Regions from separate parts of the Homo sapiens genome. Here region 2 is linked to region 1. Evidence: read pairs that join two places in POLR2A ChIA-PET (ENCODE). Cell type or tissue: HepG2. All regions are shown on one strand. Each heading gives the region's core, and the rest is flanking DNA. Links, peaks and the distances in the headings are about the cores only. Region 1 overlaps NOS1AP (nitric oxide synthase 1 adaptor protein). Region 2 overlaps NOS1AP (nitric oxide synthase 1 adaptor protein).

What was found. Peaks named below come from ENCODE experiments on the same cell type or tissue, not always from the same donor. Only the 100,000 strongest peaks of a DNase experiment are listed, where the experiment ranks them.
Region 2: POLR2A ChIA-PET joins it to region 1 with 5 read pairs; 3 of 35 experiments call an interaction of 5 or more read pairs at or near these places.

Annotation. Positions count from the first base shown.
Region 1 is chr1:162,129,565-162,133,962 of GRCh38, forward strand. All of the region lies in intron 1 of NOS1AP (nitric oxide synthase 1 adaptor protein), which reads left to right. The region is part of intron 3 of LOC105371475 (a long non-coding RNA gene); the gene reads right to left. Among named protein-coding and RNA genes, the nearest start is that of MIR4654, 25 kb to the right of the region's middle. In HepG2, for the core only: no CTCF peak of the experiment used is centred there; DNase peaks (open chromatin) are centred at 2,057 and 2,597.
Region 2 is chr1:162,251,168-162,255,565 of GRCh38, forward strand. The region is part of intron 2 of NOS1AP (nitric oxide synthase 1 adaptor protein); the gene reads left to right. Among named protein-coding and RNA genes, the nearest start is that of MIR556, 89 kb to the right of the region's middle. In HepG2, for the core only: no CTCF peak of the experiment used is centred there; no DNase peak of the experiment used is centred there.

The DNA of each region.
Region 1 (4,398 bases), core at 98-4,097:
GCAAATCGTACAGTCCCTTTAGAACCCTTAATACATTGACACTGGTCTTCATGAGAATGTGAGCTCCTTGAGTTATTGATTCTGTTTTATTAAACTGCTCTATCTCTTGGTAAGCCTGGTGTTGGGTCCACAGCAGACGCTTAACTATGTATTGAAAAAACTGAATCAATCTTCCTAGCCACCAGGGCACTGCTGACCCATCGCCAGCCCCTCGAGGACATGCCGTCTCCCTCTTTTTGGCCTAGGCAGTGTTTGCAGAGCTTATGACACAGCTAAATGCAATATCATGCCTGTATTATCTGTGATTGATTTATGCATATTAACTTTTCCCATCTAAATTGTAAGTCCCTTGAGGATAGAGACCTCTAACTCCCACAGTAATGAATATGCTTAATTAATTACTTGGGTTTAATTTATACTTGTTGGTTGAGTGTCGAATATAAACCTTTCACTAAGGGAGATGCTGTGCTAGACTTTCTATCTTTCTTAGTACCAATTTAGTGCTGCAATGTAGAAATAGCAACTGCTACCATACATTGAGCTTCTGTTCAATGTATGGCATTACAGACATTGTATATATGTACAGGTGGAGTTACGGCTATTTCTGATAATGGCTATAATAACAATAGCCCTATAAGGAAGATTGCATCTTCTTCATTTTGCAGATGAGAAAACAAAGGCACAGAGAGGGTAAGTAACTAAGTTAAGATCTCTCAGCCTGTAAGTGGCAGAACTAGGATTTGAATTCAGGTCTTTCCGACATTAGAGACCACAATGCTCAATAACAAATATGTGAGTTTTTATTTCACCCCAGTGGTCAATTGTGGTGCTTTGCACCTAGTGGATACTTACTGGTTACCCTTCAAGAGCTGTTAAGAGCTTTAGTATTACAGGTGTTGAGCATTCAGCTGCCCTGCTCTGTTTCTCAGGCAGTATCCCTGTGACTATGCTGGCACCTGCTGAAAGCCCTGTTCTTGCCACCTCCCAAGAATAGGAGGAACAGACAAGTACATTAGGCCATCTCTGCTGAGGTTCCCATCAGAGTAAGACTTATTTAAGGCAAGGAAAAGGCTTTTCTAGAGGCTTTTTATAGAGAAGAATGAGACCGCTGAGAAGTCACCTAGTCTAGCATTTTAAAACTTGACTCTGCAGTCAGCCAGGCAGATGACACATCAGTTTTATTAGAATAAAAACTGCTTAGTGTGTACCCTAACATTTGGTGGGTGAATGGATTGTTGATCATCAGAATCATCTAAGGAATTTTAAAAAATGTTACTAATTCTCAGTCCTTACTCTAGACCTAACAGATTTTTTGGATTGGGATCAAGTAGGTCGGGTAGTCCAGATTTGGCATCTACAAATTTAATTCCCTTCCATCTTTTTATGGATAAAAGAAAATTGAAACTTAGGCAAACAGGTTTAGAAAAAAGACTTAGTTGTGAGTGAAACAGAAATGCTTTCCTATTTTCTTACCATTTTCTGCAAATGGAGGAGTTTCCCCTTCAAACTTGTACAGCAGGGGCCAGTGAATATAGTGAAAAGCATGACCCTTTAGAACTACTGCGTATTTTATATTTGATCGAATGTTTGAACGCTTGCTTGTGTTCTGTGCTAGGTGCTAGGTTTCGAGTTTCAAGGAATCTTTAGTCTTGCGGGCTCTCAGTGCAGTAGGAAGCATATATAATAAGCAAATAACTGTATTAAAATAACTTTATTAAATAAGCCTCTTTCCGTGGGAAATCATGGACTTAACTATTCTTGGCCCACATACCTCAACAGCTAATATAATAAAGACCCTAATATCTCTATGCTCCCCTTTCTGCCCTATTGTGGCTTGTCACTTGACACAGAATCAGCTGCATTTTAATAATGCAGCAAGCCACAATAGGACAGAAAGGGGAGCACAGAGATATTAGGGTCTTTATTATATTAGCTGTTGAGGGATGTGGGCCAGGAATAGTTAAGTCTGTGATTTCCCATGGAAAGAGGCTCTCATTTAGATTGGTAAACAGACTGATCCAAAGTGCAATGTCCTTGCAGGGACATTTCCCTGGGAGGTTGGAAAGTATTCAAAGGTGATTTGATTTAGCTGCTGTCCAAGCTCAGCTGAAACAGCCCGTTTTATGGGCCTCTTGGACCATTCTGTGAGCTCCAGTGTTATAAGGCGGCATTTTTTTTTTCTTTTTGGTTGGGAGGATGTGATTAAGATAAAGAGAGGAGGAGAAGGCACCAAGGTAGACAGAAAATGATTTTACATATGGCCTCAGTCAGTATGTCTGGCATTATTCCCTGTACTGCTGTCAAACTTTGGGCAAGTATCTACAGTTCTCTAATCTTTAGGCCTCTTAACTGTGAAACAGAGGTAGCAACCTTGTTTGCTTATTTAATGGGATTGTCACCAGGATCAAATGAGATGTGTGAAAATACTTTGAAACTGTAAACTGCACAGTGAAGGGTCCTTTAAATGACTATCAAGAAATCTATTTGGTGATAATGGCATGTGTGTGTCCCAGACATGTGATTCCTAGGCCTGCCTGGAAGGTGAGCTGAAACATTATGATCACAGTGGAGGATTATGGGAAGTTTCAAAGTACAGTTCCTGGGAGGGTGAAGGACTCCTGACTCTGCCAAATACCGGATGTGCTATACCAAACATAATGCTCCCTCTAACAGAAGTTGATGGCATCCTTGGATTCTTTGGGAAGGTGACGCACATTGGAGGAAATGCAACTCAAATATGCCTCCCCAGGCAAGAGAATCCATAGGAAGAAGCTTGTGATGGGAGGATTTACATCTGGAGAGATTAGAGTAGATGGATACAAAGTGATGCTAGTATGTAAAATAATTTTCTACCCACCTCGATAAGATCCTCATAGGAGAAATGATCTTTGTAGAAAGATAAAGTCAAGAAAAAAATACAGAGATTTCTCCGTGACCTTCAGGTCTAGTGAAACACAGGAGAATTGCCTTTGGACAGGATTATCTGATAAAGTGAGATCACGGCAATCAGATGATTATTATTTAATGATAGCACTTAATAATTGCTCAGCCTAATCTTAGCTCATTAAAGCAATATGGAAAGTAGTAGTAAACTTGGTTTGAAACTGTTATTGGTATAAAATATTTTGATGATGACATAATAGGAATCTATAGCATAGCTTCCCAACCCACAGGTCTCCATATTGATTCCTCCAGCCCTGCAAATCTATGAGTGACCCCTCCCAGGTTCCACACTCCTTCAGTTTTCCCCAGTTACCAGTGTTCTGGGTGCCATGGATAAAGGTCTGTTTCTGAAACCAGAGCTCTCTTCTTGCTGAGATTCTCCACTTTGCCTGCATGTGCCCCAATTTCCTTGTTTGCTCTGGCTCTTCTGTCAGAGCTATACACTTACTTGTCTTTTCTTTTGTGATCTCTTTTGACTTGGCGCCTAATGGAAACTTCTGCATCAGTGAGGTCCAGTGTGATAGTAAATGATGGAATATTGCAATATCACGTGTTGGCTGGGATTTCTGGGTCCATTGCTTCATATCCCATCTGAGTTCATTCTGTAGCAGCCATTTACCTAAAATATTTTCCAGGTGTGTGCTTATTATATTAGTACGCTTAATTTGTCTATATTCTTGGGTTTAATCTTTGAAATTTTGAATTAAACTGTATTAACAAAGACAAGTCATTATTTTATTAGATGCACTGTGTTGGTAATGCTTTCCTAAGTTGCCTCAGAAGATCTTCTAATCTTAACAAATGTTTTGTCATATTTTATCCTTTATCTGTCTTATCTATTGATTCTTGCCTAGGACCAATTATTGTAGATATCATACCCGTCTTGGTTACCATTGTGCCTAAACCCAGATACCATTTATAGTTTTATCTAAAAGTCTATGAATGAAATCATACTCTCTTGCTGTCTTATTATTCTAAAAGTGTGATATTTTATGTGAACTAGATTTTATAACAAGCTTTCCTTTTTATAATCTGGCAGCAGTATAAATTGTTGATGTTTATTCTTCTATCCCTTTTACATGATAGATGAATCTGTTCAATTTTGGCTTTTGAGTGACTCATATGTGGTTAGCATTCTGCTGTGGCATTGGGTGGTCTTTAGCATTTTATTGGACTATTTTATGAAACATCTCCAAAGAAATATGTTGGAACTGGTATTTATTACCTTAATCTTATTGTCTGCCTTGAGAAGCTGCTAACTAAATGTTTTCTCCAGCTTTTCCTTAATTGCAGTGTGGTTAATTCCTCTCAACTGCAGGAAGCCAAGGTATTTATAGATTGTTGTTATTATTTTTTGTGGCCTGTAGAAGTAATCGGCATTCAACGAATGCCAAGAACATGCTTGGCATGAAGTAGTACATAGAATTAGATCCAGTTCCTGCCCCATGAACTTGA
Region 2 (4,398 bases), core at 114-4,113, 120 kb after region 1:
CCTGTGGCCTATGAGCTGTGTGAATAGAGGTAGTCTGAGTACAGCAATATGGTGTCATGCCATCTTTGGCCTAAACAATCCTGCTCTCCCACTAGGCCCTCTCAGCTCATGTCCTGCTGTCTCTGTCACATCTTCCCTGAGTTCTTCAAATTCCCGCAGCCCCTGATCCCCATGCCATTCACTTGCCATCATTTTCTACTACCTTGTCATTATGAGTCAACGTTTTATGTGTCCTTGTCCTGTTTCTTCAGAGAGAACATGCAGATCATCTATTACTGAGCAAAAGGGGCTCATTTCCCAATGTACTAGAAGCTAAACACTGTGACACTGGGTTTTTAAGAAAATAAAAGCTTTATATTGAAAGTTGACTCCCAAGGAGACAGGAGTCAAGCTCCAATCTGTCTCTTCAGGCTGGGTTTATTTAAAATATATATATGTGTGTGTGTGTGTGTGTGTGTGTGTGTGTCTGTGTGTGTGTATAAATATATATATATGTGTGTGTGTATGTGTGTGTATATATACACATACATATTTGAGATAGGGTCTCACTCACTCTGTCACCCAGGCTGGAGTGCAGTGGTATGATCATGGCTCACTGTAGCCTTGAACTCCTGGGCTCAAGTGATCTTCCCAATTCAACCTCCCACGTAGCTGGGACTACAGGCATGCACCACAACACCTAGCTAGTTGTTTTTTTTTTTGTTTTTTTTTTTTTTTTTTTTGTGGAGACAAGGTCCCACTATATTGCCCAGGCTGAACTCAAGTGTTCCTCTCTCCTTGGTCTCCCAAAATGTTGAGATTATAGGTGTGAGCCACCACAACTGGCCCAAGGCAGTATATTTATTAGAAAAGGTTCAGGGGGTAAATTCTTTTTTCTTTTTGTTTTTTTTGAGACAGGGACTCATTCTGTTGCCCAAGCTGGAATGCAGTGGTGCAATCTTGGCTTACTGCAGCCTCAGCCCTCAACCTCACAGGTCCAAATGATCTTCCCACATCAGCCTCCTGAGTAGCTGGGACTATAGGTGTGTGCTACCATGTCCAGCTAATTTTTGTATTTTTTATAGAGAGGAGGTTTCACCATATTTCCTAGGCTAGTCCCAAACTCCTGAGCTCAAGCAATCGGGCCACTTCCTCCTCCCAACATGCTGGCTGGGATTATAGGCATGAACCACTGCATCCAGCCCAGGGGGTGGATTCTGAGATTAATGGATGATTGGTGGAAGGAAAGGGGAGGTCTGGAAATTCCTTGGGCATGCACAGTTATCTCTGCATGTTGCCTCATGGATTGCATGTGCAAATTCAAGGGGAGGTAGTATGAAGCATGCAGTAGAAATTCAGGCTGTGAGGTCAGCAAGCCCATTCTGTGCACTCTAATTGGCCATCTTGGTTCCAATAGATTTCAGTAGTTATTTTATCTCGTAAGTGGAGGGAGCTTCAGCAAGTTGTTTCTTTAATTACCTGCCATCTTGTGAACTCAAGAATTTCTATTAATCCCTGGTTTCTTTAACTCTTTGGGGCACAGTTTCACATATGTGCATGGACCATGCTTTCTCTTATATTGGTGTCCCTTATAGCTGTGTATTCAATATAATAGCCACTAGCTAAGTGTGGCAATTTAAGTTTCAATTCATTAAAATAAAATTAAAAATAAAATTCAGTTTTTTGGTTGCACTTGCCCCATTTCAAGTGCCCAGAAACTGTATGTTCAGCAGCTATTGTATTGGATAGCACAGGTATAGAATATTTCCATTATTACAGAAAGTTCTGTTGGGCAGTGCTCTTCTATAGCACTTGGTATATGCTGGTACATGCCTGGTGCCTAATTGGTCTCTGCTATGGTTTGAATGTTTGTCCCTAACAAAACTCATGTTTAAATTTAATTGTCACTGTCACAATATTAAGAGGTGAGACCTTTAAGAGGTGATTAGGTGAAAAGGGCTTTGCCCTCTTAAATGGATTAATGTCATTATGGAGGGAGTGGGTTTGTTGTAAAAGGGCGAGTTTGGCCTCCTCTTGTTCTCTTTCTCTCTTGCCCTCTCCACACTTCTTCCTTCCGCCATGGGACGATGCAGCAAGAAGGTCCTTGTCAGATGCCAGCACCTTGATATTGGACTCCCAGCCACTAGAACTGTGAGAAATTTCTGTTCATTATAAATTATCAGTCTCTGATATCCTGTTATAGGTGCAAAATGAACTAATTCCTCAAGAAATATTTACTGCTTGAGCCTTCAAGTTAAGTCTGTTTCTCATGGGTGAAGCCAAGGGTGGTTACAGATATAGAAGAAAACTTATACTTTGCCCAATTCAGTTATGAATTGTCAGAGAGAAAACATTAGAAAAATGAGGAAAAAAGCTCTCACTTTTCATCCTTAGAAGATCAAAATAAGCAAGATTAACCCTGTCTAGTTCTGGCCAACCACATAAGTGAATGTTTAAGCATTCCCCATAATCCTAGATTTTCTAGCTATAACAGTTTTGTCCTTGACTTCTGTGATGCTGAGATCTAAGGAAATGTCACTCCCTTTGTGAATATAATGATCTTTTGAGAAATGCAGTTTTTTCAACATAAGCAGACTTATCTTCTGGGTTTTTTTTCTTTTAAACATCTCTTGATTTTTATATTTCAAGCCACTTTTTTTCTCTTATAAATGTTTTTGCTGACACAGATGAGTAGTTTAGCTGAAGATTTATCTTTTTTAATGCATGAATCCAGAAAATAAGAAGCAGGCGTATCCTATGACAAGGAAATGATGATTACTATCTTGAGGAGATAATGTCACCTCCTACAGAGGCTACTTAGTGATTGAAGAGGTAAAGGGAAGATAGGATTCCTGCATTCTGGAGTGGTATGGTTTTTGATGACTTGGCTTTTCCATCTGTAAAATGTACTTTAAGAATCATTTTCTTATTTTTTGAGTAATTGTTTTTGATGAAGGATGATGAAACATTTGTATCTTTGTCTCTAAATGCTTTTTAAAGTCAGTGCCTCGTTTCAGCATCTCGCCCTGGGTCTTGACTATAGTAGATTCTTGGTCAATGCCTATAGATTGTTTAAGTCCTCATTAAATGTGCATCATGTAACTGCAAGGCCTTCTTCTTGTATCAGGGGCTATAGTTTATAGAACACAGGCAAAGAGCTGGGATTTCTGGTGACCAGGAGCAGTTTAGGAGGATGCTGTTGGATGGGACTGACATGAACCATTGTGGGTGAATGTGCAAACGTGAGTGTTACCACTGTCCCATGTGACTAACCCTCCCCAGCAGGGGCCAGTGGTTTTAAAGGGCAAAGCCATGGGCCTGCTAGATGATGATGGAGCACGAGAGACATGGAATTCAGAGCTAAAGCTGGCAAGCTGGCTCCTCCACCACTTTGCTGGCAAACATGTTGGCCATTTTAGGGTAAGGAGTGGGAGGCCTTGAGAATCTCATGGATGTGTTTTCTACAGTAGCTAGCGTGTCACAAGAGGATGCGACTGGTGAATGTGTACAAAGGAGAAGGGACATGAGGAAAGTGTGCTCTAAATTAACTACCACAATACTTTATAGTATGCCATAGTTTATAGCATATTACAAATTATACTCTAACTGTAGATCACTATAAGCTGGGAACAGGGCAATGCATTTTACCAGTACAATCTGTGGTATGGGTGGTGTTATCCTCATATTGCAGATAAGAAAGATTGAGGCTTAGATGTTTAAGTGACTTCTTGGCACTCACACAGCTGGTAGATTCCTTATCTGGGATTTAGATTTAGATCTTTCTCCAAGTCCATATTCTTTCTATTATTCCTTCTTCCTCTCTAAAGAGGCTCTTTGTGGTCCATTTCAGTTTGGACGTTCTATGATGTTACCAAATATTTTCTTCAAAAGGTCTTTCAAGAAGCAGTTAGAGCTCCAGGAATAGTACAGCTTGAATGTGCTCATCAGTTAAACACATTCACATCTCCCTGGGGCTGCGGAGTCAGGAGAGTTAATTAGCATCTGTCAGGCAGTTCTAAAGTACTTACAAGGGCTCACAGATGACCTTGAGGAACATTTTATTTTGAGGTGGCTCCTAGAGTTTGTTTTATAGATTGGTCACTTTCCACCCCCCTCACTCCAAACTGGGAGCTTTTTATTACAACAGGTCTTTCTCCAGAAGCTGCATCTTTGCTGCAATTTCCTGTTTCAGCTGGCCCTGGCCAAACTGAATTCAGTGTCCTAGACTCTTCCCCAAACAGTGTTCTCCTCTCTTGTGGCTCCTTTTACTGTTTCAGGTCAGGAGACCCAGACAGTTGGCCCAAGGTAGGGATTTCAGATGCATAGGTTATTTGCTGCTGCTGATTTTTTTTTTTTTTTTTTTTTTTTTTTTTTTTTTTGGTAAGATAGGTAATGCATTGCTCTGAGCTATCCACATTC